Regions from separate parts of the Homo sapiens genome. Here all the other regions are linked to region 4. A link is a loop called in an ENCODE intact Hi-C map of the cell type or tissue named here. Cell type or tissue: PC-9. All regions are shown on one strand.

Region 1 (5,000 bases), 900 kb before region 4:
CAAAGTTCATAGCAGCATTTTTTTTTTTTTTTGGTCAGAATGTGGAAACCAAAAACAAATATAGCCAAAATGTGGAAACAACCAAATGTCCATTTAAGAGAGAGTGAATGGGTAAATAAAGTGTTGCATAGCCCTACAATGAAATATTATCCAGCCACACAATAAGTGAAGTTCTGGTACATGGTAACATGTGGCTGAATCTTAAAAACATTATCGAAGATAAGGAAGCTAGAAATCTTAATATAAAAAATATAAAATGTCCAGAAATAGTATATCCATAGAGACAAAAACTAGATTAGTGTTTGCCAGGGCTGAGGGAAGAGGAGAAGTTACTGCTAGTATGGAATTTCTTTTTGTTGTGTGAATACATTTGGGAATTATATAGTAGTGATGAATGTGCAACTTTGTGAATACATGAAAACCACTGAAGTGTACACTTTAAAATGGTTCATTTCATAGTATGTTTTTATCTGTATTAAAAAACAGGCCAGGCATGGTGGCTCATACCTATAATCTCAGCACTTTGGGAGGCCAAGGTGGGTGGATCACTTGAGGTCAGGAATTTGGGACCAGCCTGGCCAACATGGGGAAACCCCATCATATCTAAAAATTAAAAAAAAAAATTAGCTGGGCGTGATGGCACACACCTGCAATCCCAGCTACCTGGGAGGCTGAGGCAGGAGAATTAGCTGGGCCTGGTGGCGGGCGCCTGTAATCCTAGCTACTAGGTAGGCTGAGGCAGGAGATTAGCTTGAACCTGGGAGACAGAGGTTGCAATGAGCCGAGATGGCAGCACTGCACTCCAGCCTGGGCAACAGAGCGATTCTCTGTTTCAATAAACAAACAAACAAAAAACAGTATGTGACAAAAATATAGCCGTGGAATGAGGAAACAAACTTTTATCATTTATAGCTAGAAATGGACATGTCTAGATATAGAAATTATTTTTCAGATGAGCAATGCAAGCATTCACTTCTTATATTTCAAAGACCCTCAGCTTTGCCACAAAATCCACAAGGGCATATATTATACAATTGTTTAACAGATGTTGATTTAGTGAAGTCAATGAGTCTTTAATGTCCATTTATTTATGTAGTAATGGTTGAGTTCCACCTAATGACTCTAGATTTAGTTATAACAGGATTTCACATATTTGGGCAATTCTTTATATATTTTTCACATTACTTTATATCATCCTTTCAATAACATTTCAGTTAGACTTGGGCATTTTTGTTCCCATTTTATGTATGGAGAACCTAAAGAAATGAGAACTTCAGGGTTTTATTCAAGATTGTGTAATAAATGATGGAGGCCCTACCAGTCCCAAACCCTCATTCTTAAATTACCTCCAAATACATCAAAGGGAGAACCCACACAAAGACAAATATCCACGTTAAACATTTCATGAGAACGCTTTTTCCTGCTAGCTTAAAAAAATCAAGCTGATATGTAGTTTCATGGTAGTGAATGAAACGCTCCTTAGACTTTATTTTTAAAGCCATTCTTCTTTGAATGGTTTGAAGAACCTGCAGTAACGCTCAGCTCTGCCTTGTGAAACAGAATGTTCATATCATCTTGTTACTCTTTAAAAAGACATTTTGGCTCTGAATAGTTCACAGATTAAAATAGGTTAACACGCAGGACGTTAATCTCTGTTTATAGAAAATACCGAGACAGATGGAGAAGTAATTATGAATAAAAATAGATCTGTTTCTCAAACAGATTCCTGTACAGAGGCATTTAAACATCAAAGAAACTGAAGGCAGGGGCAGGGTGAAACCTAGCCCGTTGCTTTGACACACCGTCCTGGAGTGACAAATAGGATATTGACAGGGGAATCTGTTTAAGCCTGGAGCCATAGCTAAGCTGGACTTCCAGTAGCTTCTATTATAAGTAGCTTTTTCTGTGCCACCTAGATTTATTTGGCTGTGCCACTGTAATTTTGGACTGGAACTGAATGAACACAGTGTTGGTCTGAATACTGCTGATCCTCTGCCTATAATAGGATCAACTGACATTACCCAGGTTGCTGAGGCATGTGAAGTGCCTCTGTAACCAAACTCCACCCTTGAGTCAGAGCCTGGTAATCCCTGGAGACTAACAGACATCCACGTGTTCTGCATGATTCATGCAACTGCTATCTGCAGACAGTTGCTGGGTGAAACGCCCTGTTAAGTGTTTACTCATTATGGCTACTTTGCCCAACTACCCTTGAGTTATTTTGACTTGGACTAGAAAGGAAAAAACGAGAGCCAACAAAATGGAACAAAGAATTTGCCCTTTCTCCTGAACATTAGGATCTTTGGTGATTTATGTGTAGCTTCCCTAGGATAATATGAGACTCATGTTTACAGGGAACATGGAAATCCAGGAAACAGAGACAGAAGTCACCAAAGTGAAGAAGCAGAAATAAAAGCCAGGCTAGTCGGGATAGTGTACAGATATGCAGTTAATATAATTACAGCAAAAACAGGCATACTTGTGCCAATCTTTAAAAAAGCGTTTTAAATCTGGGGTCCCCAATCCCCAGGCTACAGACTAGTACTGGTCCGTGGTCTGTAAGGAATGCACAGCAGGAGGTGAGTGGTGGGCAATTGGGCACAACCGCCTGAGCTCTGCCTCCTGTCAGATCAGCTGCGGCATTAGAGTCCCACAGTAGTGCAAACCCTACTGTGAACTGCGCATGCCAGGGATCTAGATGGTGCTGTTTATGAGGATCTAATGCCTGAGAAGAACAGTTTCATCCCCAAACCATCCCCCACCTACCACATCCGTGGACAAAATGGGTCCCTGCTACTGTTAATATTGGGGACTGCTCTTTTGAACGATGGTAAATGATTTTACTCAGTTTTGTTTTCTGAAAAGACTGCTTCAAATTAACTTTTTGAAGTTTTCCATCAAGTGTGTGTGACAAGTAAAGGAAATACTGCTACAAAAATATGATAATGGACTTGCCATTATTTAGCATGTTATTATTGCCCAACAACATTTTTTTCCTGGATGATAAGTATTTATTAGATATGACGGTTACAGAAAAATATAAGCATGAACAGTATGCATCTATTTGAATGCATAAGTGTGTTCACAGGTGGTTTCAGAGAGAGAAATTGAGAATGAGTTGAGGGGAAGAAGATTAAAAAGGAAGGGGGACTCAGAGATCTGCAGTGACCCAAATATCAACAAGGCTTGGGAACATTTTGGATCCTGACAAGGGGCTGCTCTCCAAACCACGTGTGTGCTCAGCGTTGTACACAGTTCAGTTTACTTCATGTGTTGGAATTCAATGGTGCCAAAGTACATTGGCAAACAAAGTGGACAGAAGAGATAATCTGCTTGTCAGCTAGAGACAGACAAGAGGCATGGAGAGGGGTGGCTGAAAATAGGGCCGTTGGCATGCGCTCAGGGACTGGAGTGGAGGAAAGTGCTTGGGGGCACTGCAAATAGCACTGATGGGGAAATCTAGGAGGTTGGGTCACACTGAGCCTGTGAGCCACGGATCAGGAGAAAACAAGACATGTGATAGGCAAACCCATGGGCTTCTGATGCAGGCGCTGTGCTGTGTTCCTCATGGGGCTCCTGGCAGATGGCTTGGGAGAGGGGCTTGTGTGCCTGTAAAGCCGTCTCCGGGGACCTGAGCTGCGAGGTGTGCGAAGTAGCCTCTCGCTCCTCATAGGCAGTTCTTTCACATATCTGCCAGAGGACGGCTCTTCTGCAAGAAAGAAAAGGAAACACAAACGGAGTGGAGGAGTCCTGTCGAGCAGCCAGCCCTGATGCTTTTAGTTCTCTCCCTCTTTACAGAGTTCACATCCACGCATGGCCACAGAGTAGGAGAGGTCACTGCTACGGTGATCAATTCATATCAAAACTACAATTATTTGCATAGCCACTGCCAAATATAAAGTGACCTTATATACATATTCTTATCTGGCATACACCTTTGGTAAATTCGCTAAAAAGGAGATGTTGCAGCACTGTGTTCTTGGCTATTTTGTTCACAAAAACACTTGGATCTCTTAAGGTAATATGAGCAAAATCTGGTTGTTTTCCAGCATGTAAAGTAGTTTAGTTGCTATAATATGACTTTTGTCCATCGAGTCACTTATTCACCTCTGCCACTGAATACTAACGTTTGGCCCTGAGACTCTCTGGCAGCAGGCACAGAGCCTAACCCACAGTGGGCTCTTGCTGTCTATATTTTTTTGAGACGGAGTCTCACTCTGTCTCCTGGGCTGGAGTGCAGTGGTGTGATCTCTGCTCACTGTAACCTCTGCCTTCCAGGTTCAAGTGATTCTCCTGCCTCAGCCTCCCAAGTAGCTGGGATTACAGGTGTGCCCCACCACATACAGCTAATTTTTGTATTTTTAGTAGAGAAGAGGTTTCTGCATGTTGGCCAGGGTGGTCTCTAACTCCTGACCTCAGGTGATCTGCCTGCCTCAGTCTCCCAAAGTGCTGAGGTTACTGGCGGAAGCCACCGCGCCTGCCCCCTTGGTGTCTATTCATGGGTCCAGTACAGTGATGCAATTGGAGGGAGTGGGGGGGAAGGAAGGTGACTTCTGTCTCTGTTTCCTAGATTTCCATGTTCCCTGTAAACATGAGTCTCATATTATCCTAGGAAAGCTACACATAAATCACCAAACATGCTAATGTTCAGGAGAAAGGGCAAATTCTTTGTTCCATTTTGTTGGCTCTCATTTTTTCTTTTCTAGTCCAAGTCGAAATAACTCAAGAGTAGTCAGGCAAAGTAGCCATAATGAGTAAAGATGGGGAGAGACAGAGAGGGTAAGGAAGGGAGAAGAGCAAGAGATAGCATGGAGAGGGAAGGGGCAGAAGAGAAAAGAATGAAGAGGAGGATGAGACTCAGAGAGAGGGAGAGAGGGAGATAGAGATGTGCAGAGAAAGGAAATCTTTCAAGAAATCTACAAAGTGTCAGGCACACCTTCTTGATTGATTTTGGGATGCCTATAAACAGCTATATAGTAGACATTAGGGGTGTGCTGGGT
Region 2 (5,000 bases), 73 kb after region 4:
AGTAATGTATTGCTGATGAACTCTGAAAATTCTGCATTTTCATCTTTGTCAACCAGAATGGTGAGATTATCAAGTTGACCTCAGTATTTTGTTGCCACTTCTTTCTACTCTGGGAAAACAACACACGATATCTGTCTCCCTGGAGGGCAAGGGCAGCCTCCCCCATGGTCCTAAGAGCATAAGCCCTGGTCTCTGTGGCTGTCAGCACCAAGTCCAGAGTGGAGGCATGTGTGGCCTGCAAGAGATGCATCATAACTCCAGCATGAGGAGTTTTGAGCTCCAACACAGACTTGCCACAATCTGCTCCACGGCGATTCATGCCTCTCTTGCAGTTCATGCCTCCTCGAGGTTCATCCTGTCCTCGTGGAGCTGTTCAGAGTTGAACTGAAGCAACACACCAAGCACCTGTAGCTTTGGACTGCAGGGAGCTGTCCACAGAGGCCATTTTCTTCTTCTCCTTCCAGGACACACACATGCTAGGATTTCTGTGGTGTGTTCATGTCAATCGTAAGATGAGCCATCTCACTAACAAGCATTCATCGAGTGCCTTCTATGACTGCCAGGCACAGCATGGTCCGCTAGAGTTACTACATTTGCTGGGTTCCAAGTTCGTGGTCTGGTAGTGGGAGAGATCATTAGGCAAAAAGACGATGGTGTCAACAGGCAAGAAAGTTGATGCCCAGCATTTTATTCATTAGCACCCTGCCTTCTCCTCTGCCTAAGAGCGATTTCCTTTCTCTAGAATTCATTTAAATCAGGCACACAAACCAAGCCTGACTTTCTTTGCAAATTACACGGCCTGCTCATCTTTGTCTTGCCTCATGGATTACACATGTGATATTTGCTACACCTTGGTGTACAGGGAGGTTTTTAAATACATGAAACAAGTGCATTTTCCATGTGTAAAGTGCCATTGCTCATAGCACGACAAAGTTGCATAAATGAGTGAATGAAGGCATTGCTGACCAACATTTTGGATCCTCTTTAAATGATGGTAAAAACAAGTTCAAAATTATTATTCTCACCCATTACTTTATCTAATAGAAACTAAATTTTTGGTGTCAATTTTCTGAACAAGAGTATTACTTTGTTTCACATCTTTATCAATATAGCCATTTATTTTCTAATCATTTTGAAATTATGCATTTTCTGTATATGAATTTTATCTTTAAGAGCTTAATATATTTCTAAAGCAAGGGAAATTCTATGATTTGCTTTACATGAATGAGGGAAGCTTTGTGTAGAGGAAGCAAAGTCTCACTGAGGTTCCCAGACTGGCTCCATGATCTGTAAAGCTCTTTAATCCAAGACTGGCTCCATGATCTGTAAAAAGCTCCTTCAGTCCTGGCTTCTTTACAGGTAGAATGGAAGAACAAAGCCCCACCTGCCCAAAGACCTCACATATTTCTCTGAGAATAAAAAAAAAAAAAAAAGATGAGAATGCTTGGAAAAGTAGAGAACTGCCCAGCTATCAATTATTACTATTTGCCAATAAAATTCATGTGGAGAGGACATTCATCAATTGCATGCCATAGATACAGATTTCGGTTTTCTATACATGAACGTGACCCTGCAATTGTGTATTATTACTTCTGCTATAGAACTGTGTTGCATGTATTCTAGAGGTAGAATTATTTCTGAGATAAATAACAGAACAAATATATTCCAAAGGCAATGGTAATAAGGACACAATATTTTTAGAACAACTGAGCAACTCTTCTCACTTTTAAAAATGAGCAAACTCTTTACTAGAGTTCTGTTTATCCAGTGACACACGTCAAGAGGAGCTACTTGCCTTGCCCTCAGGGACCTCAACAGAGATGGATTCTATTCCTGCTTCTGGCTAATAGGAAGATGTCAACAAAATTGAATTCCAATTGGCTTTCCTCATGTTAGCTACAAAAAAAATGCATTCAACACAGACCATAACACTTGGGCAACCATTCATTCAACAAATATTGACGGTCAAGTATATTCCAGCTTGAATTTGGGAACTAGGCATTCAAAAATAACATTCACACAGCCTTTGCCCTCCAGGAAGTCTCTGTCTAAAGTTGAAAAGATGATGAATAAGATGTAAATGAGTCATAAAGGTGCAGTGCATCAGATATTCCGAGCAAGTATGGAGAGAGCAGTGGGTGGGCACAGCAAAGACAGTGTGGTTTGTGCTCCCTGAATCTTGATAAAATCTGTCAAGGAAGGGAGACACCACGCCTGGAAAAGAAGGGAGAGGAGGATGTGCGGACTGGGGGAGCAGCGTGCGGGATGTTTGGAGAATGATCCACGTTCAGAAATGGGGCTGGGGCTGGAGAGGACCTGGCGGGAGCTTGCCTTGTGGACGGGGCAGCCTTGTGGATGATGGGCAAGGGTTGCTAGGCAGGCTGATGGAGCTGGAATGTGGGCCTACCATTCATTCTACCGTGTTGTGAAAATGGGGCCACGAACAGATGGATTCACCCCGTGAGAGCTCACGTTAGGAAACTAACTTCCTCTGGAGTCTGCCGAATAGGCCGAGCCCTAGGATCTGTTGTGATAGACCACACCACAAAAGAGGGGTAAAGAGAGGTCAGATAGGCAGGGGGTGAGCACACCTGGACTCCGGACTGGACTGATATGACGACCCAAAACCTGGCTCAACCCTCCACAAGACCATAAACAAGTTATTAGAATGCTCTATGCCTCCGTTTTCTCACCTGTAAGTGGGGATAACAATAGATATTGTCATAATTCAATTAGTAATTTATTAATTAACTATCAATTTCATAAATTAATTTGTAATTTGCTTAGCAGTATGTAAGTTAGTAAATTAAAAAAAAAAAAACCCACTAATCAGTGTCTGAAACACCAGGTGCTTTTTATATACTGAATTGTGTCACTTCCAAAATTTATATGTGAGAAGCCCTAAACCCCAATGTAACTGGAGTTAGGTAATTTAGGGAGGTAATTAAGGTTAATTGAGCCGTAAGGTGGGGCCATAATCTGATAGAACAAGTACTCTTATAAGAAGAGAAAGAGACATCGGAGATCTCTCTGTCTCTCTCTCTCTCCTTGCACACAGGCAAATGGCCTTTTGAATTCACAGGGAGAAGGTGGCTGTCTGCAACCCAAAGGAAGAGGCCCTACCAGATACTAACTCTGACAGCATCTTGAGCATGGACTTCTAGCTTCCAGACTGTGACACACTAAGTTTCTATTGTTTGAGCCACCCAGGTTGAGCCATTTTGTTTTGGCAACCCTAGCATTCTAGGACAGCACCATATAAGTTGTATCTACTATTATTACTAAGACAGTCAGAACAGAAATAGAGAAGACAGGCTGAGTTTGAAGAACAACTCCGCCATCCCAAAATTCAGGATTTTTATGTCGAAGATCGGTGTTGTTGGAAACTGGTCCTACAACTGTTTGATCATTTATCAGTTATGTGACCTCAGGAAAGTCAATGGAGCCCCAGTCTCAGTACATTCATTAATAAAGTGGGGCCAACACAGGAGGCGGCCTTCAATGATCCTTCAGCTCCTTCTCACATCAGACAGCATATCTTCTACATCTACTTACATACTGTTTACAAAACACATCTATTAAATCTTTATTTTTCTAAAAAGTTATTGGTATTTGTTGTATCTGTTACAAATCTTAGCCACTAGCCTACCATGTAGTAAGCCAGAACAATTGAATAAATGTTTTGCTGCCATAATTCTTATTTTTATGGAAATAATTCTGAATGTCTTATCACCCACTGAAATAATAAGATTCATCACATTTTCATAATTAAGATATTTTGAGGTTATTGCAGGGAGCTGATAGCCAATAAATTCACCCAATTCTTGAGACTTTTATCCAAACTCTATAGAAGTCTATTCATTCAAAATTTTATTTCTTAAAAATTCAACTCTCTGGTGGACATTATTTTATGTAGTTGCTATCACTTCTGTGGACTTCTCAACAAGCATCGCCTATGACTTTAGAATGCAACAGTTTGTGTAACAGGTATGTGAACTTTCTTGAGTGGCTTTAAGCCATGGGGAAATTGGGTTGGATGTAAATTACTCCCAGATATAACTAATAAATCAATGGCAGCATTTCAGAAAACTGTTCAAAATTCAATCTTTTCTCACTTGGCCTTTAACCTCTTCCTCCCCCATCTTCACCCCTGCGGAGTGAGTTTGAGTTTTCTTGGTAAGCCATCCTTGTAGATGATATTGTTAGCATGAAGCATCACAGTGGAATTCTCAGCTCAAATTATTGAGTCAGGCTGGTCAATTTCAAAATACTTTAGAGCTGTTTAGCCCTTAATGCTGCCCTGAGAAGGCATCTCTTCCTTGGCAACACTCCCTGTCACCAGGTCTTACCTGAATCACTCTAGTGATGTTACTACACATGACTGGGGGCTCCACAGCACGTCTTCTCCCTCTTCTAGATAACACCGCTTAAAATAGCTGAGGACAACATGTGTACTCTGATCATCTCTTTTTCTTTTTTTAGAAGAAGTATCCCTCTGCTGTCAGGCTAGAGTGCAATGGTGCAATCTCAGCTCACTGCAACCTCTACCTCCCAGGTTCAAACGATTCTTCTGCCTCAGCCTCCCGAGTAGCTGGGACTACAGCTGTGTGCCACCATGCCCGGCTAATTTTTGTAGTTTTAGTAGAGTTGGGAGTTTCACTGTGTTGGCCAGGATGGTCTTGATCTCTTGACCTCGTGATCCACCTGCTTTGGCCTCCCAAAGTACTGGGATTATAGGCGTAAGCCACCATGCTTGGCCGATCCTTTCTTTCCTAAACCAAAGATGCCCAGTTTTTTCACCTATTTGTCTAATGAGTTGATTTATAGATTCTTTTAGCCATCCTAGCATTTAAAAAGTATACTTTAAAATATACTAGGATTTCTTTTGAAATGCAGTCTGTTTATTAAGAATATCCAACACAAATGATAAAAAATCCAGCTTAAATTGATAGAAGCACATAAAAGCAAAACAAACAAAAAAACCTGGGTAGGAGATAGAT
Region 3 (5,000 bases), 140 kb after region 4:
GTCTGTCAGGATGTCCTGAATGGTAGCCCCTCAGGTTCTCCCTGCTTTGCTGTAGGCAAATGTGTGACACTAAGTTACACTGAAACGTCAGAGAGACAATTAATAACTTTTGACACGTGTCCCATGCTATATTTGGAACATACATGAACTAAAAATTACCTATTGCTTATCTGAAACTGAAATTTTAACTGGTGTTCAGTTTTCTTAATTGTGAAATCTGAGGTTTCTACTTTGGGAGCCCTATAGTTTCAAACAGATTTTAATTGTGTGTGTGTATATATTGATACATTTAACACATAGTATGTCTCATTGTTTTGAGTTGGAAGGTGAGTCAGAAGCCAGCTAGATGGACATTGCTAGAAGAGGAATTCTCCTCTGTTTTGACAAAAGTTTTTTACTGGCTAGGGATTCCTAGAGGACTGGTCATACCTCTTTGCACTCTCGCCTTATACAAAAAGCACAGAATAAACACTGGCCAGATGGAAATGAACTAAGTGATGCCCTTTATACTAACGCGCATATCCATTTCACAATGCCATGGACCAATGTTCTCATCTCAGTTGTGACTTAACTCTCTCTCCCCAACGAGCGAGGGGCTGAATGATCACCTTAGTCTTCACCGGAAGAATTCTCCTGGGATGACTTCAAGGAGTGTAAGTCTATTTTATTTTCTAAATGTCCCAAGACTTGCAATTGTTGAGTATTGAATATTTTCTTAGTAAATGATCTTGTCGTGAACGGGCTAGCCTTCTTTTTTTGTTCTATCAAGAAGCAGGTCTATGCTGTCAGGCCCCCTTGCCATGATCCAATAGAGGCAGAAGTGTGGTTGCAAGCTAATAATCTATGCATGGTTCTACCCATTGTAGGATGATGGCTTGGGCAGCCCGGGCTATTTTATTGTTCTAAAGAAATAATAGGCTGAGGACACTTTACTGCCAAGAGAACAGAATGATCATCAGTAGCTTAACTGAGCTGAACATAAACGACCTTATTTAAATCTCTTAAAATCTGGAGAGGAAACAAATCTCTCCCTTGTTGAATGTTAAATGAAAACAAATTGTTAGATAACTTCTCTATGTTCATTTACCTTCCTTCTCCCATGCTGCCAAAATCAAAGAAAGAAAAAAAAAGTCTTATAATTTAAAAAAGGTCTCGATGAGTAAAATATTTAGCGTGATGGAAAACTCAAAGTAAGTTTTCTTAAAAATAAAATAAGACATTTTTGTTCTAAGAAGATTTGGAAGGTCCTGAAATACCCAGTAATTAAAATTACTCAGAGAGAATTACATAATCTAACAGATGCAATTTTTATATCTGTGCTTCATTAATCTAGTGTTCCTTGAGCACACACTACCACATTACCGTTTGCTGAGGACACATTTCAAGCTGTCAAAGATTAATTAGGTAAATCATCACTAGTATTTTAGGATAATAATTTGTTTTCTTTACACTCTTCTTAGGTAGCTAAATGATAATCTCCATTGGTCTTTTTCACAACACTCTGGGCTAAGTTTTTTTTTTATTTTTTAATGTAAGCCTAGTGCTCTGGAATAATTACCAGGACTTCTCAAGATGCCTGCTTTTCCTACAGCTGACTTGCAACAATTTATAGAAACTTACAAATAAGCTACATACCAGGGAAAGCTCTGTGCCCAACACACCAAAGCATCAAATAAGCTTAGTACCAGTGAGACTCTGAGCCCAATATACCAAAAAGTACCGAGTCTGGCTTCAAAAAGTGTAACATCTCAAATCAGTGCCTGGAGTATTGAAAGACATTGTTTTTTAATTTTGTGATTTTAAAAAACTTTTCCCCTGAATGCTAGGGAATTGATCTGAGAATCATCATCTCAATGCATTTCCTGAGGAATTCTTTGGGAGCAGGAATTTGTCAGACTTTAATGCAAATGGGCAGTGCCTGCAAGTTCTTGCCCCTTATTTATTATTCGCTTTAGTATAATGTCGATGTTCAGAGTGTGCTTTGGTAGGAATTTGGTGGCATTTCCTCCATGCCTCAGTGTGTTAGTCAAAGCCCCACGGCTTTTCAAACCACGTCAGATCCTCCACTTGCACGTCGTCTTGTGCAAAACCTGTTTCCCTCTTACTCAGTGGTTCAGCCTGTTCCCATTCTACAGCTCTTACAGCGAGTTCCAAAAACTAGTTTCTCAACGCAGATAGAATGGAAAAGAGCAGCAACAATAAAGATTTATCATTAAGGACTGTGATGGAAGTTTACTTCATCTCCACTTAAACAAACAAAATAGTAAACCAATTGATTTGGTAAATCAAGCCATTGATTCTTATCATCAAATAAATCTTTATTGTCTTAATTACCTAATATCACTTGTATCATTGTGAATTTGCAATTTTAGCTCTGCTGTATAGAACATGATACTGCTGCCAAAACGCTTTACACAGTAATTCAGTGAAAGAGCGTTCACAAAGCATGTTTTCAAAGTATTCTTTATGGATTCTTCTAAGAGTGAAATTCATGTTTATGGAATTATATGGTCTCTCATAAACTTTTCCCTCCTTCCTCTATTTATAGTGGACAAATTTTGCCAAGCCTGGGTCAAGAACTATGTCAAATATTCGAACGATGTTGCAGTGTTGAATTCCTCAACACAGACCAGCTCCTCGGCTTTGGTTTCGTAACGGTTGTGTCCTCATGAATTGAAGGTTTATGCTTCTATTTTGAACCAATCTGTTAGACTCATTAGCATTCTCGTTCACTTGCCCTACATAGCTGGAGCTGTTTCCCTCTTTAGGTGTGAGAGCAACAGCTGTGGAAAATATTCAAATTATACTGGTGACCTTGTTAACAAGGAACTTGCGAGCACATTTGCCTCCACTGGAACTGTAATTTATAAAAATATAATTTAGCCACAGAGCTAGTAAAATGGGTTAACAATTATTTTTATTGTGTAGGCCATTTCGTTGTTTCTTTCCATATTTGTTATTGAAATTACAGTAATAAGAACAAAGCATTTTACCATTCTCATTACATGCCACACAACCCGAGCAGTGATTTAAAGAAAAAAAAAATTGAGTGCAGGATGTGATGTTAGCAGGGAGCACCTCTGCGATGCTGACATCCTCCTGGCACTCTTTCTGACTCATTATCCAGTTCCCTGATTTATCTAGAAACCTTGCACCAAGTTAAAAATATTTTGGTTTAGATATAACTGATATTGTCTCCTTCTGGCTCAGAAACTTCCCACCAGTCCTTTTTTGCCTTTTGAAAAGCAGATGAACCCTGTGTGGCTTTGGAGGTTTCCTGCAATGTAGTTCCACCAGCTGGTGCAGCCATTGCCTCTGTACAAGAGCTCCTGGGCTCTGACAAACAGAGTGACTGCTGCTCCCCCTAGCACCAGCCTTTCCGGGCCATCTGGCCTCAGATACTGGCATTGCTCATCCTTGGGGATCTCTTCTCCTTCTAATGACCATCCCACTTGAAGGATCATCTGAAGGCCAACTCCTGCATTAAGAGTTTCCCCATGCCCTCCCACATAACTCCATCTGTGCCCCACTGAAGGCACATTCATTATGCACCTCATTTCATCTGAACTCTCTGGTAGTCCCTTTTTATACTTCTCTTGTGATTCAGGTTTCATAACTCTTGAGGGCAAAGACTCTTTTACTCATCTGTCCCTTTACTCTGTAAGCTAGGTCCACAATAAATGTTCATTAACTTAAATTCTAAAACTTCATTTTGTTGGATAAAGAATAACCACAGAATGGAGACAAAAAATCTCACTTGCAGAATATGGTATTTTCTCTGTTCACCAGAAGTGTATTGCTCCAAATGCACTGAGAGTGTTGGAGGTTAGGACTGACAACATTTTTCCAAAAGCACAGCACAGATGGGCTCAAAAAGCAAAATAGGAGACCAGCAATCTATTCACAGAGCACTTTCACCTTGGACTTCTTAGAACTCTTGACTGCCACCCACTGCTTTCCGTTGTTAAATTACCCTTTTCAGCTACAGTCATTCATTGCTTAATGTTGGGGACATGTTCTGGGAAATGTGCTATTAGGTGATTTTGTCATTGTGTGAACATCATAGAGTGTCCTTACACACATGTAGATGGCATAGCCTACTATACGCCTAGGCTGTATGATGTAGCCTGTGCCCCTAGGCTGCAAACCTGGATGGCATATGACTGTGCTGAATACTGTAGGCAATTGGAACACAATGGTATTGGTGTATCTAAACATACTAAACACGTAAAAGATACAGTAAAAATATGGTATTAGAATCTTATGGGACTACCATAGAATATGCGGTCCTTCATTGATGAATGGTCATTATGCAGCATATCAATTAGTCCATACCCTCTCTGTAAGGTAGGCATTTTGTCTTGTTGCCTCTACGTATCCCCTTCCCCTAGCAGAGTGTCTTGTCTATAGCAAGCCCCAGTAAATACTGTTGTTTTGCAATCCACATTGAGGAGGCCGAGCACAGCGCTTGGGTTTGCACCTGCCTGTATTTGCTTCTGCTTTGAGATTCACGTTTGGCCCGTCCCCTCCGTTCACCAGCCTGACCCTGCACTGGCTGCTCTTCCCAACGTGATGGATGCCCTGCCCTGACCAGGGGGTCCTCTTGCTTCATCCCTTTCATGGGCTGCATGCCATGAACCCAATGAGCTTCCTCACTAAAGCCTACTCTGATGCTGCTCTTGTCAGCTCCCCAAATGTAGCCTGGTCCCTGGCAGTACCAGTTGTCCCTACTTGACTACCTGGTGCAAAAGGAGCTACAGGAACTTATTGCTAAGTGATCAGACGATGCTACTACTTGTTGCTTTGAGGACTCAGCTTGAAAAACTACTTTTGTCTGAATTTCCTTTTTTTTTCCCCTAAATCTTTCTAGTGGTCTCAAAAGGTGTGAGTGTGAGGAATATTAATATACTTTTATGTATATGTTTTAAATTGCACAGATATTCGTGGGAAATAACTTTTTTTCAATAGGTTTTTGGGAAACAGGTGGTGTTTGGTTACAT
Region 4 (5,000 bases):
CCTGTGTGGTGGCCCATGCCAGCAGCCTCTTCTGTCCTGTTTCTACAAGTGCAGGGACGTTACTGACAAGCCCAGTCTCACACCCTGTATGGGCAAATGCCTAGAACAGGGCTTAAATGAGAAGACAGATGTGCTTCAGAGTCCAACAGATCTCTCAAATGCCAGCTCCAGAAGTTTCTAACCATGAGAACTGATTAACACATGGGAGCTTTAACCTCCCTCTTTCTAAAGTGGGCATGGGGATGTCTACTGCTCAGGTTTACTGAGAGGATGGGTGCAATTCTGTACTTGCCGTTCAAATCCAGGACAGCCCTGAGGCTGCTGCCCCAGATCCCAGGAGCTCAGGGTGCCTCTGTCTGCAGAGGCTGGAGAAAAATTTATCTCTTGGCAGAACTCAGCACTCAGCAAACAGAGTATTCTGCTTCAAATTCCAGTTCAATCCTGAGTTCTAGTATCTTAAAGATAGAGACCTGAGACCGTTCAGATATTGTGTCTAACTCCTGTAGAACTTAGAATCATGAAAAGATCCTACGCAACAGGTTCTGTTCAGTCCCTTGGCCAATTTCAGCATGGTGACTTTTTCTCTGCCTACGTGTCTAAAACACGATTTTTATTTAATCTTACATAATAAGATCACAGTGTCAGCATCAGAGCTGAGAGGAGAACTCAGGATTCTGGCTCCTATTCCTGCTTGCTTCCTACTGAATCATGTTCATCACAGCTTCTGTGACCTCAGAAACCTCAGGCAACTCACGTATGGGGAATGAAGAATGGATTGCAACAGCGTCAGCTCTCGCCTTATCTACCTGAATTTTTGACTTCCCTTGTTACTTCATGTTTATGCCTTTATTTCCCCTCCCATCATCCCTCCCCAAATCAAAGAGCCTTTACCTTGTATTTTATATATGTCCCAAACATAAGCTACCCTGGCTTCTAGAAAAATAGTGGCTGTGTACAAACCATCCTTCTGTGTGGCTGTCAAACCAGCTAGGGAACCCTCTGTTTGGCTACTAGATTTTTGCCTTGATCATAGAACATTTGAGATCTTTGATAAATGAATGGGTGTTATTTGAATTTTCTATATTTAAATTTATTTTTACACCCAGAAGCTGATCTCAAGCAAGACGTTCACATGCTAACTATTGGGTTGGGTGGCAGGCACCATTAAGAGAAGCAGCAATTCTCCTTCAGGTACTGTGGCATGAACAGAAAAAATAGTCATTGGCTAAGTTGTTGTTCTACATTAGGGTTACATGCTCATGACTGCAGAACACAAATGACCAGGATTTTAGTCTCACTGAGAGCAGGCTTTCATCCTGGAGCAGCTTTTGGGGCCCAGGATCTGACCTCTGCAGGGGGACTGAGCAAGGCTGCAGTGACTCACCTCCCTGCACTCGCACCCACAGATGGTCCTGAGTCAGAAGCCTGGCACCTGGGTCGGGCAGCCGGGTAAGAGTGTGCACTTTCATCGTCTATTCATACCCGTCCTGGGAAAATCTTTCCAGCCTGGGAAATGGCAACCTGACACGTTTCACCGGGACTCAACTTCCTGAGCGTATGCACAGAAAACCCCACACCCTTCACCTTTATTGAACAAGGAGGGAGCCCGATAAGAATCGCTGAAGAAACGCGGGGAGTGTCCCGCACAACCGGATGGGTGTGGCAGGCAGCGTGGGCGAGTAGAGTGACCTGGGGCGGAAGAGGTGTCTGAATTTGCGTGGCTCCAGCGGCTCAACCCCTCCGAGTCTTCAGTGCAGTATCTGTGCAAAAGAGAAAAGCTTTGTAGATACTCTCTGAAATCGGCACTGAGCAGATACCCATTTCTTTTCCTTTCGCATTTGCAGAATGTAATATTTCTAGGGGAGCAGAAAGAATTGGTTAGGAAAAGGCTGTTAAGGAAGGAGGTAAGTAGACAGAGACGGGGTTTGCTGGAAATAATGAGGAAAAAGCTCGAGGCCACTTATGCACCTGCTGTCACGATTCAGCTGGGACCTTCTGAATCATACGAACCCAGAAAGGACAGCTGTGCTGTGTGCGTTGTGCGAATGACCATTTGCTAGAATAACGTATCTCCAGAATAATTTGTTTAGGGGCAATTTTATGTGTGTACATGGTATTCACAAATGTTTTATCCCCACAGTTAATTCAATGCAGGGACAGTTAACCCTTTTTTTCCCAGGGAATTTGGGACTGACCTAAGGACTCTCTGGCCTCCACTCCTATTGCCACACAAGTTTCTGCTGAGGCAGGAACCACCATGCCTTCCAGGGACCTCCAGTCAAAATCAATGAAGTCTGCAAACAATTTCAACTGTAGTATTGTAGCCCCAATAAATAAAGAGCACTTATTAAAACATATTGACTCGAAAAATATTTGACATGGTGTGTTTGTAACAGGAGAATGGGAGCTCAGGCCTTTCTTCTCATTGAAGATACCTCCACTCACCTTGTTCTCTATGGGGAGAAAAACAAATGAACAACAAACAGATTTTGAAGCCACTGTCCTTTCTAACAGGCAGGTCAGTGGGAGGATCCTATGCAAACTGCAGGTACAAACCCCACCCCTACTTCCCAGGACGAACCTCAGCGCCCAGTGTCATTCTTCAGGAATTCCAGCTCAATTATTAGCATGAAAGAGAGCACTGAAGGCTGGAAATGGTCAGCTCCTTCTTTTCCAAAGTGCAGAAAACCATACACCTTTGACCTCCTAATGCTTTACAGAATGGGCGTGAATCAAAAGCTTGACATCCAAGGAATTTCAACGTTGTTTGTGTGTGTGGCCCACATTTTCTAACCATGCTGGTTCAGCAAGTCAGGGGTAAGAACCGAAGGATGAAAAGCTTAGCCAGCTGGGCATGGATCTCTCACAGATTACCTCGGCTTCCAATCTTTTGTTCAACCCATTTAGCCTTGAATTTTTAATACATTTGTCAAATTTATTTATTTATTTATTTTTGCCTACCATTTCTTTCAACAGAGTCAATGATGACTTTATCTTGGTGTACTTTTTTTAAAAGCCCCAAAGTGTTTGGCCTAGAAATGACACAAAATGTTAAGGTTTAAGGTGCTTTTTGCTTTCTAAAATATGCCAGAATACCAAGCTAAGTAACTTCAAACTAAGGTGATGTCAGGTGAAGAGCCCCGGAAGTGGGACATTTTATCTTCCTGGTTAGTCCATTACATGCAAAGCAGGGGAATGAGGTGTTTTTACTATTTTATTGCTTTCAGAGTCAATTCTACATCAAGAGACAGAAACCAAGATGACTCAAGAGCTCTTGGAAAAAAAAAAAAAAAAACATTCTCTTAGAGAACTGCATGGTTTTCTTACGGCCTGTGTGGAGGGAAAGCTGTGATGAAGGACCTGTAATTTTTATTTGCAGACTTTCAGTTCTGCTCTCATTTTGTTGAAACCATTGGTTCCGTCTTTCATTTCCTATACCAAGCGCATCATTGAGACCAGCTTCTGGGTATTTATTTGCAGTCCTGATTGGCTGGGGTTCTGATGCACGAGGCCCTGCCATCTTCTCTGTGAGAAGTGTTGGTTCGTTTCTGGATGGAGGACTCAAGCTCATTTTAGGGGCTCTCCTAGAGGTAGGGGTGAGTGCTCCAAGGGTGGAACATGCGTGAAGAATCGGTTTGCTCTCCCTCAGCTCTGTGCATAACCAAAGGTTTGATACCAAATGCAGAAGTTGCCAATGGAAGAAAATGCCACTTCAACTGCATGTGGAACTGTGGTTTTGAACCCAAGTGAAAATCAGAAGATTCTGGGGAACTTGAAAGTTACCCGATGTGTTTGGCTCAGGGATTAAAAATTTGACTTATCTTCATTCTAAATGCAATACAGAGTCTGACTCCTGCACAGGCTAAAGAAAGCAAGAAAGAGAGAGAAAGAGAGAAGAAGGAAGGAAGGAAGTAGAGAGGGAAGGAAGGAGGGAGGGAAGGAAGGAAGGAAGGAAGGAAATGTATGTTTTTCTGCACCTTGAAGAATAAAACGCTGGCCACAATTAGCCTTCACTATTCTCCTTAATGCTAATAATTAAGCACAGATTCCTTAGTTAAGTATGAAACGGTTTTTGGAAAAAAAAGTGCTGGGAACTCAGAGGTGGGAATGATGATCTCAAAAGTTCTCTGGACTCTGTGCATCGCGTTCTCACAGCCTTTCATTAACCGTCTCCCTCTCACCCTCAACAGGTCTGAAAGGTAGAGAACGTGTGCTGTTACTCAGGTGTATCTGAGAATTATCTAGGCATATTTGTAAAAGAAAACAAAAAGCCCCTTTTATGCTTACAGTGATCCATTATCTCCAGTGTCTAATTTGGGAGCGGGACCAGGAGTAAAGTTCATGAAATGTTAGGTGGGTTAGAGACCACTGAGCCATCCTCTGCCTGACATGGGCATCTTGAAACTGCCTTGTGGCCATGTGCTGCATCCATGGTCTTGTCCCTGGAAAAGAAACAAAAAGGGACATGAGAACAGGTGGCAGTGTCAGCCGATGACGCTGGCCCCGGGCACCCAGAGGCCCCCAGAGTAGCTCAGGCTCGGGACCTCCTCTTATCCAGATGGTGGGACCGTGATGCGCAGAAACCGCTCTGCTCCAGAAAGACCTGGGAGCACTGGGAGCCGGGCGGACACAACGCGGTGTTTGCACAGATTCGCCCCTTACTTCTCAGTCACATCGGGGCTAAAAACTCATTTCAAAAAGAACTAACCTGGGGACTATCGCAAGGAGGCATCTTTTCATCCTTGACTCTGCTGTCCTTAAACCACGGACCTCCCACTTTCCCTTTTGGCCCTCAAAGTCACTTGGTCCTGACTCCATCCCTTCGGATTCTGCTAAGGATTTTTTCCTGCAGAGCCTCAAAATCGCACAGAACAGACACCCTTGGACTCACCTCTCAGAGCCTCCTTCTTAAGAGATGGGCTGCGTCCCTGAGCCGCTCTTGTGGAAATCTCCTTTTATCCCATGGTTAGAGGAGACAGAGAAGGTTCTCTGGGCACAAC
Region 5 (5,000 bases), 94 kb after region 4:
TCCTTACTTCCTTTCTTTATTTACACATTCGACAAATACTGATCATATGCCCACTACGTGTTGTTCCAGGGGCATGGGGGATCCACCGAGAACGAAACAAGTGCAAGCCTCTGCCTGGTGGAGTTTGCGTTCTTGTTTGGGGAAACTGACCAAATACAGAAGTCATGAGGAGCAGCCTGTTAGAAGGTGAATGGTGCTGCGGAGGAAAGGAACAGCAGGAAGAAGGACGGAGAGCGGGAGACAGGAGGTGAGGAGGTGGAGAGGCAAGTTACGCAGATACACAGCAAGAGTGCTCCAGGCAGGAGGGGCCCCTGTGAAGGCTGCAGAGCTTGAAGACACACAAGGAGGTGGCTGGATCCAGAAGAGCAGGAGGAGATGTTGTCAGAGGGACGGAGTGGTGGGTTTGTGGGGCATCTGAAGGCCAGTGGGAGGACTTTGGCTTTTGCCCCCAGAGACATGAGGAGGCCTTTGGGAGCGTGGAATAGCAGAGACACATCTGAATCATACTTTCTCTCTTCACTCTGACTGTCATGCGAAGAAGGGGGGTTGGGGTTGAAGGCTACAGAGGGGTGAGGTGAGGAGGTCACGGTGTGCCGGGTGACCCCTCCCAGGGAGGCGGCAGCAAAGGCGCCAAGACCTAGGACTCTGGGTCCTTGTTGCAGGCATATCTAGAGGGATGATTGTGACGGCAAGAAGGCAAGGCTGGCAGGGAGAACACGTCCAACCTCATATCCCCTCTGTGATGGTGTGAAAAGGTCAGACCAGCGATAGGCTTGGGCGCCATATCAGTGTCTTCCTCTAGTAAATAACGGAGACAGCGGCAAGCAGTTCCATGTGCATGTGGTTCTTAGCACCCACATACCTAACCTGACTTTTCATGTATTTATTTTTGTTGAGACAGAATTTCGCTCTGGTTACCCAGGCTGGAGTGCAATGATGCGATCTCAGCTCACTGCAACCTCTGCCTCCTGGGTTCAAGTGATTCTCCTGCCTCAGCCTCCCGAGTAGCTGGGATTACAGGTGCCCGCCACCACACGCGGCTAGTGTTGTATTTTTAGTAGAGACGGGATTTCACCGTGTTGGCCAGGCTGGTTTGATTCTCACTTTGATTTATTTGAGGAAGCTTGTATTATCATTCCAATTTAGAGATGAAGAAACGGGGAAAAGAGTTTAGTTGAGTTGCCCAAGGGGACATAATTTGGATATGATGTCACAATTTAAACCCAATGTGAGGAGCATCTTGCAGAGTTGCTGTGAATAGCGAAGAAAAATGCAAGCGACTTCAGGGTTTGAAAATATTATATGAGTTTGTACGAAGATGTGCTATTTACAAAACACGCTTGTTTCTCAAGCCTTATTTAGCAATGCTAGGTATGTTTTTTTCTGATAGCAGTAAGAACAGGAAGGAACAGATGAACAAAGAGACCACAGGCACATTTGATGTGTAGTATTTCCATCTTTGGGGATGTTACAGCTATGTGACTATCTATTTAATTCTACATTAACATAACTTTATTTGACTCAGAAAATCAATAGACTATTTTTCCAGGCTGCAGTTTGGCAACAACCTATGGCCTGAGAATCGAATGACTTAAGATCCATCCTGGCTTCCCCGCCGGCTGAAGTGCAGCCTCTGGGCAGGCGACCCGCAGAGTTAGAGCCATCTGAGTCCCGGGCCAGCCTCACCTCCAGAAGGTGATGCCTGCTCTTTGTTTTCAGACCACACAACACACACAGGGGCGGGGCTTTGCAGAGCGCTCTGGCCTCCAACACGTATCACCTATACGCTAAACAGTTACTTTTCCTGTATTGTGTAACTTACCCAGAAACTTGCGTTCAGCAAGCCTCCGGGGATAAAAATACAATCCTACCGTGTAAAAATATCCTTTCTTCTCGGATTTTCTCTACCCCTTCTAGAGTTTCCCCCAGGGCAGATGCAAGGGGGCACTCTCCTGGGCCTCAGCCTGCCTGGTCTCCCTGAACTGAAGCCTGCTCGACAACAGTACGGGATTGCACAACACCCCCGCTCAGCTCCAGCCCCCGATCTGGAAGCTGCTGAAGAGAGAGATACCTCGACTTTTATCTGATTCTCCAACTCTCCGCATTCCAGAAAAGCAACTCAAGATCTAATTTGCTTAGTCATTTAGTTGAAACTGCAGTAAGAGAGGTGGCAGAGAAAGTGAAGCAGTAGCCAAATTAGATAAGGAAAAAAAAAAGTGAAAACATGTTTCGTTTTGTTTTTTTAAGATTCAAATAAAAACCATGATTTATTTATTTATTTATTTATTTTTTATTGCTCAGGATTAATTTCCCTGCTGTTTAAAATGTCCACAAAAGGCTGGGCACGGTGGCTCACGCCCGTAATCCCAGCACTTTGGGAGGCCAAGGTGGGTGGATCACGAGGTCAGGAGATCAAGACCAGTCTGGCCAACACGGTGAAACCTCGTCTCTACTAAAAATACAAAAATTAGCCGGGCATGGTGGTGGGTGCCTGTCATGGCAGGAGAATCACTTGAACCCGGGAAGCAAAGGTTCCAGTGAGCTGAGATGATGCCACCACACTCCAGCCTGGGTGACAGAGCGAGACTCCATCTCAGAAAAGAAAAATGTCCACAATATGCAGTTATGGGACAGAAATGACCCTGTCCACCTCTGTATTCATTCCTTCATTCTCCTTTCACTCGGAGGGCGAGTATAAAGTCCTCGCAGTACATGGTGCCCTGGAATAGAGACTGCATTTCCATGGAGATTTAGGGGAAAATGCCAATTAGTGTCTGAATCTTCTTATCACCGCTCAATGTAATGAAACGAAACAGGCATTCCCCAAGTGCCCATGGTACCTATGCAACGCCAACCCCTAGTTTGGGTAGAGCAGAAAAAATTCTGAGAACAGAAAAACCAAGTGTCTGTCCAAATGGTTTGTTATAAGAGAACAAACTTCACTTTCTGCCTCGACGACTTGTGGGCACGCAGAGAGGAGGCTACCAGGAATCTTCTGCTGTGGATTTTCACCTGAGCTGTAAGTGTGAGCACCTCCCTCCTTAGTGCTCGGACTTGGAACAATCAAACCTTGGGCTCTCCGGCATCACAGAGACAAGAAAAGCTTTTCTCTGTTGGGTAAATTATTAATCGTGGCACTGTATCCCCCTTGACATCAATAAAGTCACGACAATCAATTTGTCATGGTCCAGTGTGTGCTCATGACCGACTTGCCCTGTAATGTAGGTCAAACTTGGATTTGATGCTCTGATAACCAGAGACGTGGGATGAAAGTGGGGTTTCTCCTGGTCTGGCAGAACATGGCTTCCATGTCTGAAGCTTCCAGGAGGCAAAGCACATCGGCAGAGCAGGGAGCTCAGCCCTCGACGCGGGGCAGAAGAGCCACAATGCAGGAACTTACTATCCACAGTCACTACCACGCCGCTGTGGTTGCACCCAGGGAAGGAAGTGGAGAGAAAGGCACGGCTGGCTTGGAACTCCTGCTTCTGGTTCCGTTTTGCTGCATCAATAGGTGAAAAATAACTTTTTTTTTCCTCTAAGGAGAGAGTATCAGAATAGAAATAGTGTATCCTCCAAATATATTTCAGAAACAGGGAAAAAAGGAAAAATGCTTAATCAATTTCTCTTAAAAAAGAAAAAGAAAAAGAAAAAGAAGCAGCAGCCAGCAGGCAAGTGCGGTTAAGAGTGACTGAGCTGGCTTTTCCCCTCTGCCAGGCTGCCTACCTGTGTGGGTTGGAGCCAGCCCTGCAGTGCAAAGCTGGGTGGGCAGAGCCTACCTACTCCTTTTCAGCAGCAAGCCTTGTGAATGGCCCGGCCGGGGCAAATAAGCCAGGTGACTGTGGTGAAGCTTCCTGGGCATCCACCTGCCCCCATCTGCCGTGTTCCCTGCACTTTGAGGCTTCCAGGTGTACAGCTATTTGAAGCCACTCAGACACCAGGGTTTGCCTCCATCTGCCGTCCTGGGGAGACACTGGCTGCTCCTGACATGGGTGCTGGGTCTGCCTGGAACAGCCAGAGGCGTGGCCTCACCAGCATCCTCTGAGCTGGGTGAGCTGCAGGCAGGGACTCTTCTGCAGCCAGTCCCGAAAAGAGCAGGACACGCCTGTGGGAATGGCGCGGGTCTTCCACACCGAGTCTCTGTGCATTGTCCGAGACCACCTCCACGGGGGGAACGGCTCGGGAGTCAGGCATTGTCCGAGACCTCCTCCACGGGGGGAACGGCTCGGGAGTCAGCCAGACTGGGTTCAAGTCCGGGTCACCACTTAGCAACTGTGTGTTTTGGGCAGTTTATTTAATCCTGTGTGTCTCAGTGTCCTCATCCGTGAGACAGGCACCTTGATGTGCGCAAAGGTTAGTTGAGATAATATGAGAACTCCCAGGCTGAGGGTATTTCAGTGACCATGGCTGAATAATCAGCATCCAGGGGCCCAGAACTACAGGTCACAAACATGCACCGTATTCTGCTCACGGGTTCTGTAGCCAGGAGCTCCCGCACGCACAGAGCGACCACTTCTCTCTGGTCCTCAGGGTCTGGTGGCCCCAGGGCCAGGGCTGGAGTCTTCCGCAGGAAACTGCCCACCTCACTCATGGCTGCAGGATGCTGCTATTGTCTGGGACCTCAGCTCGGCTGCATCATGTCCCCCAAAATCCAAATCCATGTGCAGACGTCCTGTCCCCCAGTGCCTGAGAATGGGACTGTTTGGAGACGGGGGGCTTTAAAGAGGTGATTAAGGTGAGGTGAGGTCACTAGGGTGGACTCTAGTCCCATCTGGCTGGTGTCTTTGGAAGGAGAGATTAGGGCACAGACACAGGCAGAGGGGTGACCCTGTGAGGCCATGGCAAGAAGGCGGCCGTCTGAAGCTGCAGAGAGAGGCTTCCGGAGGAAGCAACTCTGAGGACACCTTTATCTTGGACTCCCAGACTCCAGAATTATGAGAATACAGGTTCCTATCTTTGAAGCCTCCCGGCCTGTGATGTGTTGCCGTGGCAGCCTGGCCGAC
Region 6 (5,000 bases), 130 kb after region 4:
CAGGGATTACAGCTCAAGGCAGGTACCCATGGTGGTGGGATGTGGGCACAAGGGGAGGAGGCTGGCCCGGCTGGGGTGTCATCGTGGAGTGGGCCATCAGACTCCAGAGGAACCCTAGGTCCTAGGAGATGTTCCAAAGGGGATGAAGGAGACAAAGGAAGAGAGACGCCCTTGGAATAGGGGGTCACAGAGGGAACATCCCTGTCACAGACTGGCAGAGTCTCCCCACAAGGCCCAAGGTCACATCCTATGACATCCCACTGCAGGGTTGCACCTCTGGACCTGTGGACACCCACAGAAGAACAGGGTCTGTGAACCCCAGGGATGGAAAAGATAGAAAAGGGCGACTCTCCACCCCTGGTTTCCTCCACCCAGGCAGCAGCCAGCTACTCGGCAAACTCCCTCTACTCTCGTAGTCTTGTTGGAGGAAGGACCCACCCCACTCTTGCTGAATGCATCTACTTTGCACTGACAAGAACCATATTTTTATGCACTCACGATATTGATGGAGAGACAAAATAAATGAGTTGAGCTAGGTCCTGATACTTATCTAAGTGTGGATGGTGGGAACTTACAATATTACACACAAGGAGTTGCATTATTGACTGCTCTTCAGGAAAGAAGGAAGTCATAAAATTACTTAAGTATTGAGCCTTTTGTATTCCATTTTTTTCCAGCATATCTCTAAACCCTTTGCAGGTTTTATAGACTTCATAGGGGGGAATTCTAGTTCTTGTTTTCAAAAGAACTTAGTGTTGCTGGGAGGAGTGGCCAAAGGAATTTGGAAAAATAAATAGAGTGGAAAACTCTGCATTCTAAGGCAAACGTTTATGATGAAGCATGAACCGTCGCTCCATCTGGGCATGACATTTTCATGTGACTCTTTTGGTACCAGTATTTTGACCCCAGGGACATTTTGACATAACCTAAAAAGATATCATGAAGCTTTCAGCTATTTTTGTTCTAAGTAATGTGCTCAGTAAACATCCTCCCCTCTCCCCCGGGTTTCAGTCCTTCAGAAAGTTGCCCGCATCCCATCGAAGGAGGATTGCAGGGGGAAGGTCAGAGAAAGAATAAGAAATCTGGGTTGTCTCATTAATGACACGTCTTGTGTTTGCATTTTGTATGCAGGCGAAGGACACGGCGACATTACAGAGAGCTCTCTCGAAACGGCTCCCACGAGAAAACAGCGATGTCCAACTCACCATGGTACAATAGCTCGCCTTAGCCACAACTCCACTTGCTCTTCTGGGACTCAGGAAGGCCTTAAAATGTGCAAAAAGATGATGACAGAGTAAGCACGGAAGTCTACCAGTCACAGGCGCCTAGTACGTTTAGTGCTCACACTCCATTCTGCCTTGTCATTTGAGAGACTTTGGAGGCTGCATTGTAAGAAACGGTTGGCTGTGGAAATACATTCCTGTCCATTCCCCTTACTACTTTTGCGATTAATTCCCTATGTTGCATTTTTCTCATGAATAAAGCAGAAATTATAACTATTGAATCATAGGATTACCATAAAGGTAAAATGCTATAAACTTCTATAAAGGTATTACTTCCTGAGGAATACCTCTTATTCATCTTTGATGTTGGCTTGTATGGATCACATTGGCTGGCATGCTGGAGATTTTCAGCAAGAATCTGTTAATAGAACAATAGGTATTGAATTGGTGAACAGAGCGCCAGACATTGGGAAATAATCCTACCGCTTATCCCTTTCCCTTCTCAGCAACTCACCCCGTCTCGGCAGTCAAGAAACTGAGAACCTCCAATGTTAAATGACTTGTCTAAATTCATGACAGAAATTAAATTTAGACCAAGTTTGCCAAATTTAACCATATTAAACAAATATGCAGGATGCTCATTAAACTGAAACATCAAATACACAAGAAATAATTAATCACTGGGACACACTACTACTAAAATAAAAATTGATGTCTACCTGGAATGACACTCTAACTGGGCATCTGCATTTCATCAGACAGCCCTGGTTTGGACTGGCATCCTCTGACTCAGAGGCCCGGGCTCTTTCCTGCTCATCCTGCTTGTCTGGAGAACAGAAATGATCAGAGGTCGGAATGATGGGAGCAGGCAGGGCAGGAGGAGTGGAGAGAGGGAAAGACGGACGCGAATATGTGTATGTCAGTGTGGTCAGGCGTCCTGTGCCGGGGCTCCCAGCAGTGCGCTGCCGGATTGCGCATTGAAGCCCTCTGGAAATACGCCACACCCCTGCCAGATGGAAAGAGATGTGCCTGGATTGCAAGGAGCACATGACCCACTCGGAAGAATATGCAACTAATTGCTAATTTCATGTCTGGTTGGCAGCTTGCCCACAGTCCTTGCAGGTGTCATGAACACGGATCTCCAAGGAGCCTGCGCCGTCCATCATCTCGGTTTTGCTTTCATTCTAGGGCTGATCTCATCCAAAGTGAGCGATTCTGCTCACTTTGATCCATTATACTCCGTGCGGTTAGTCTGGATTATTTACGAATGAAGTTGCGAGGCTACATTTTCTCCTTCATTGTTCAAATCGTTGCTTTGTGAAAAATACCTGGCAAAAAACTTAAGTGTTGGAGAGTGGCTTCAGAATGTGCCTCCTGAGTCACCCTGATGAAGGTCGAAGGTGAACCACATAAAAACATCTCTTTGGACCAGGCACGGTGTCTCACGCCTGTAATCCCAACACTTTGGGAGGCCGAGGCAGGCGGATCACCTGGAGTTCGAGACCGGCCTGGCCAACATGATGAAACCCTGTCTCTACTAAAAATACGAAAAACTAGCTAGGCGTGGTGGCGGTGGCTTAAGCCTGTAATCGCAGCTACTTGAGAGGCTGAGGCAGGAGAATCGCTTGAACCCAGGAGGCAGAGGTTGCAGTGAGCCGAGATCTGCCATTGCACTCCAGCCTGGGAAACAAGAGTGAAACTCCGTCTCAAAAAAAAAAAAAAAAAAAAAAAATCTCTTTTGTCTTCTCCTGTGACACACTATTTCTATTCAATGTAAACCAACACGATCCTAGTAATATCATGTTATAAACCCTTTTCAGAATCGTCTATGAAATTAATGGAGTTAGACCTGGAACTGGGGATGACTTTGCCCCAAGACACACCTGTGAGTGAAACTGTCAGGCTGCCAGGGGATTCATGGTAAAACAGGGTTGCTCTGAACTGCAGAGTTAACAAACAAGTTAGTGCGTGCGGGAGCCATCGAAACTTCCCTCCTGCCAGGAAGGATAAGCAGAAACTATGAATAGAAAAAAAAAAAAAAAAAAACTTCAAGGTAAATAGGAATGTTTTGGTTTGAAGAAAGGCTGATTGTTTTTACAAAAATCCCCACAGACCTGGCAGCAATTATTAAAGAAGTTATTACTGCGGGTGAGGGAATGAAGATTTCAGATGAATATGCAAAAGACTAAAGTCATGTTTAATGCAAAGAAGTAAGCAAACAGTAGAAATAATTAAAAGCTGTTAAGGCATATGTCTGTTTGGCTGACACATATGCTATTAAAAAAAAGAGACTATATAGCCAGTTGCCTCTAAGAATCTGTCTTTGCTGCAAACCATTTCAATGAGTAATAGTGTACAATCATATTTTACATCCACGAACTGCCTTTCATCAAACACATCAGGGTCTATACTCCGTCTCGCTCTTCCACAGACAGACATGACATTCATCGTGGAAGTAATTCACCTCTGGCCTTATCTGAAGAGGCTGGCTTTGGTTACCTGTTCCAGCCAGCTGTTAATTATCTACAGATGGATTTGGTGACAAAAGAGCCCATTCTCCACCCTGCCAGCCGGACACCTGGCTCACCACCCTTTCCCCTATTCCTGGCCCTGAATGATTGAATGGAGAAACAGTTACCAGCCTGATGGCAAGCTGTCCTTAGTTTTCTCTTTTTCTTTTTTGTACTGTCTCTCTCTCTCTTTTTTTTTTAATTTGGCTAAAGTTGAGGAAAATCATTTGAGGGATGCCAGATTAAGTTTCCACCACCTAAAATATCAACCTGTAAGGGACCAAAATCAGTTAAGATTAGGTTTGATGCAGAAACACCATTTGACCCAGCAATCCCATTACTGGGTATATACTCAAAGGAATATAAATTATTCTACTATAAAGACACATGCACATGTTTATCGCAGCACTATTCACTACAGCAAAGACATGGAATCAACCCAAATACCCCTCAATGATAGACTGGATGAAGAAAATGTGGTACATATACACTATGGAATACTATGCAGCCATAAAAAGGAACAAGGTCATGTTCTTTGCAGGGACATGGATGGAGCTGGAAGCCATTATCCTCAGCAAACTAACACAGGACAGAAAACCAAACACTGCATGTTCTCACTTATAAGTGGGAGCTGAACATTGAGAACACAGGGAGGGGAACAACACACACACTGGGGCCTGTTGGGAGGCTGGGAGGAGACAGAGCATCAGGATTAATAGCTAATGCATGCCAGGTTTAATACCAGGTGATGGGTTGATAGGTGCAGCAAACCACTATGGCACACTTTTACGTACGTAACAAATCTGCACATCCTGCACATGTATCCTGGAGCTTAAAATAAAATAAAATAAAATTTTAAAAAATATTAAGTTTGATGGCAAATAAGAAAAACTCAAACTGGCAGTAGCTTCCATAAGGTGGGGTTTATTACTCTTATGAAGTCTATGAAGTGGAGGTAGTCATCCCAGGATTGTCTTTTTTTTTTTTTTTGTATTTGTGGAGAACGGGGCCTTGCTATATTGCCTAGGCAGGTATTGAACTCCTGGGCTCAAGCTATCCTTCCGCTTCTGCCTCCCTAAGAGCTGGGATTACAGGCATGAGCCACTGAGCCCGGCCCATTCCAGATTGATGTAAGTCTCCCTCTATCTCCAGGCTCTGCCGTGCCCAACTTTGGGGCTTCCCCTCGGTCAAGATGACAGCTTGGCTGTCTGTCCTTGCACCCACGTTCCACCAGCTGGCAGGAAAGTGGGAAGAAAAGGGTGCCCAC

The links. Hi-C counts contacts between places; a loop is a spot of excess contacts. Peaks named below come from ENCODE experiments on the same cell type or tissue, not always from the same donor. Only the 100,000 strongest peaks of a DNase experiment are listed, where the experiment ranks them.
Region 1: it touches region 4 in a loop (4-fold over the local background); 6 of 110 quality-filtered maps call a loop at or near these places.
Region 2: a loop joins it to region 4, with 8 times the contacts of the local background. A loop is called at or near these places in 3 of 110 quality-filtered maps.
Region 3: it touches region 4 in a loop (9-fold over the local background); 11 of 110 quality-filtered maps call a loop at or near these places.
Region 5: it touches region 4 in a loop (2.7-fold over the local background); 10 of 110 quality-filtered maps call a loop at or near these places.
Region 6: it touches region 4 in a loop (6-fold over the local background); 11 of 110 quality-filtered maps call a loop at or near these places.

What each region holds. Positions count from the first base shown.
Region 1 is chr10:4,660,408-4,665,407 of GRCh38, reverse strand. The region is part of intron 1 of MANCR (mitotically associated long non coding RNA); the gene reads left to right. LINC00705 (long intergenic non-protein coding RNA 705) reads right to left here. Exons shown (of 3, transcript NR_015425.1): 3 at 2,989-3,709. Among named protein-coding and RNA genes, the nearest start is that of LINC00705, 6.8 kb to the right of the region's middle. RefSeq lists enhancers at 1,937-2,231, 1,957-2,251, 1,522-2,721, 2,105-3,087, 3,088-4,071. In PC-9, no CTCF peak of the experiment used is centred here; a DNase peak (open chromatin) is centred at 2,127; H3K4me3 peaks cover 531 bases; H3K27ac peaks cover 2,411 bases.
Region 2 is chr10:3,687,120-3,692,119 of GRCh38, reverse strand. The region is part of intron 1 of LOC105376360 (a long non-coding RNA gene); the gene reads right to left. Among named protein-coding and RNA genes, the nearest start is that of KLF6, 96 kb to the left of the region's middle. In PC-9, no CTCF peak of the experiment used is centred here; a DNase peak (open chromatin) is centred at 1,929; H3K27ac peaks cover 2,481 bases.
Region 3 is chr10:3,621,617-3,626,616 of GRCh38, reverse strand. All of the region lies in intron 1 of LOC105376360 (a long non-coding RNA gene), which reads right to left. Among named protein-coding and RNA genes, the nearest start is that of LINC02669, 120 kb to the right of the region's middle. In PC-9, no CTCF peak of the experiment used is centred here; DNase peaks (open chromatin) are centred at 416, 2,046, 2,656 and 3,176; H3K4me3 peaks cover 3,114 bases; H3K27ac peaks cover 4,245 bases.
Region 4 is chr10:3,759,778-3,764,777 of GRCh38, reverse strand. LOC105376363 (a long non-coding RNA gene) reads right to left here and starts at 4,476. Exons shown (of 4, transcript XR_001747332.1): 1 at 4,288-4,476; 2 at 1,385-1,760. RefSeq lists enhancers at 983-2,182, 3,598-3,697. In PC-9, no CTCF peak of the experiment used is centred here; DNase peaks (open chromatin) are centred at 757, 1,497, 2,687 and 3,227; H3K4me3 peaks cover 1,936 bases; H3K27ac peaks cover 4,459 bases.
Region 5 is chr10:3,665,530-3,670,529 of GRCh38, reverse strand. All of the region lies in intron 1 of LOC105376360 (a long non-coding RNA gene), which reads right to left. Among named protein-coding and RNA genes, the nearest start is that of KLF6, 120 kb to the left of the region's middle. RefSeq lists an enhancer at 1,686-2,187. In PC-9, no CTCF peak of the experiment used is centred here; DNase peaks (open chromatin) are centred at 1,749 and 2,049; H3K4me3 peaks cover 1,411 bases; H3K27ac peaks cover 2,926 bases.
Region 6 is chr10:3,634,091-3,639,090 of GRCh38, reverse strand. All of the region lies in intron 1 of LOC105376360 (a long non-coding RNA gene), which reads right to left. It overlaps LOC107984193 (a long non-coding RNA gene), which reads left to right. Exons shown (of 3, transcript XR_001747330.2): 3 at 1,132-1,504. Among named protein-coding and RNA genes, the nearest start is that of LINC02669, 130 kb to the right of the region's middle. In PC-9, no CTCF peak of the experiment used is centred here; DNase peaks (open chromatin) are centred at 2,430 and 3,190; H3K4me3 peaks cover 1,581 bases; H3K27ac peaks cover 2,649 bases.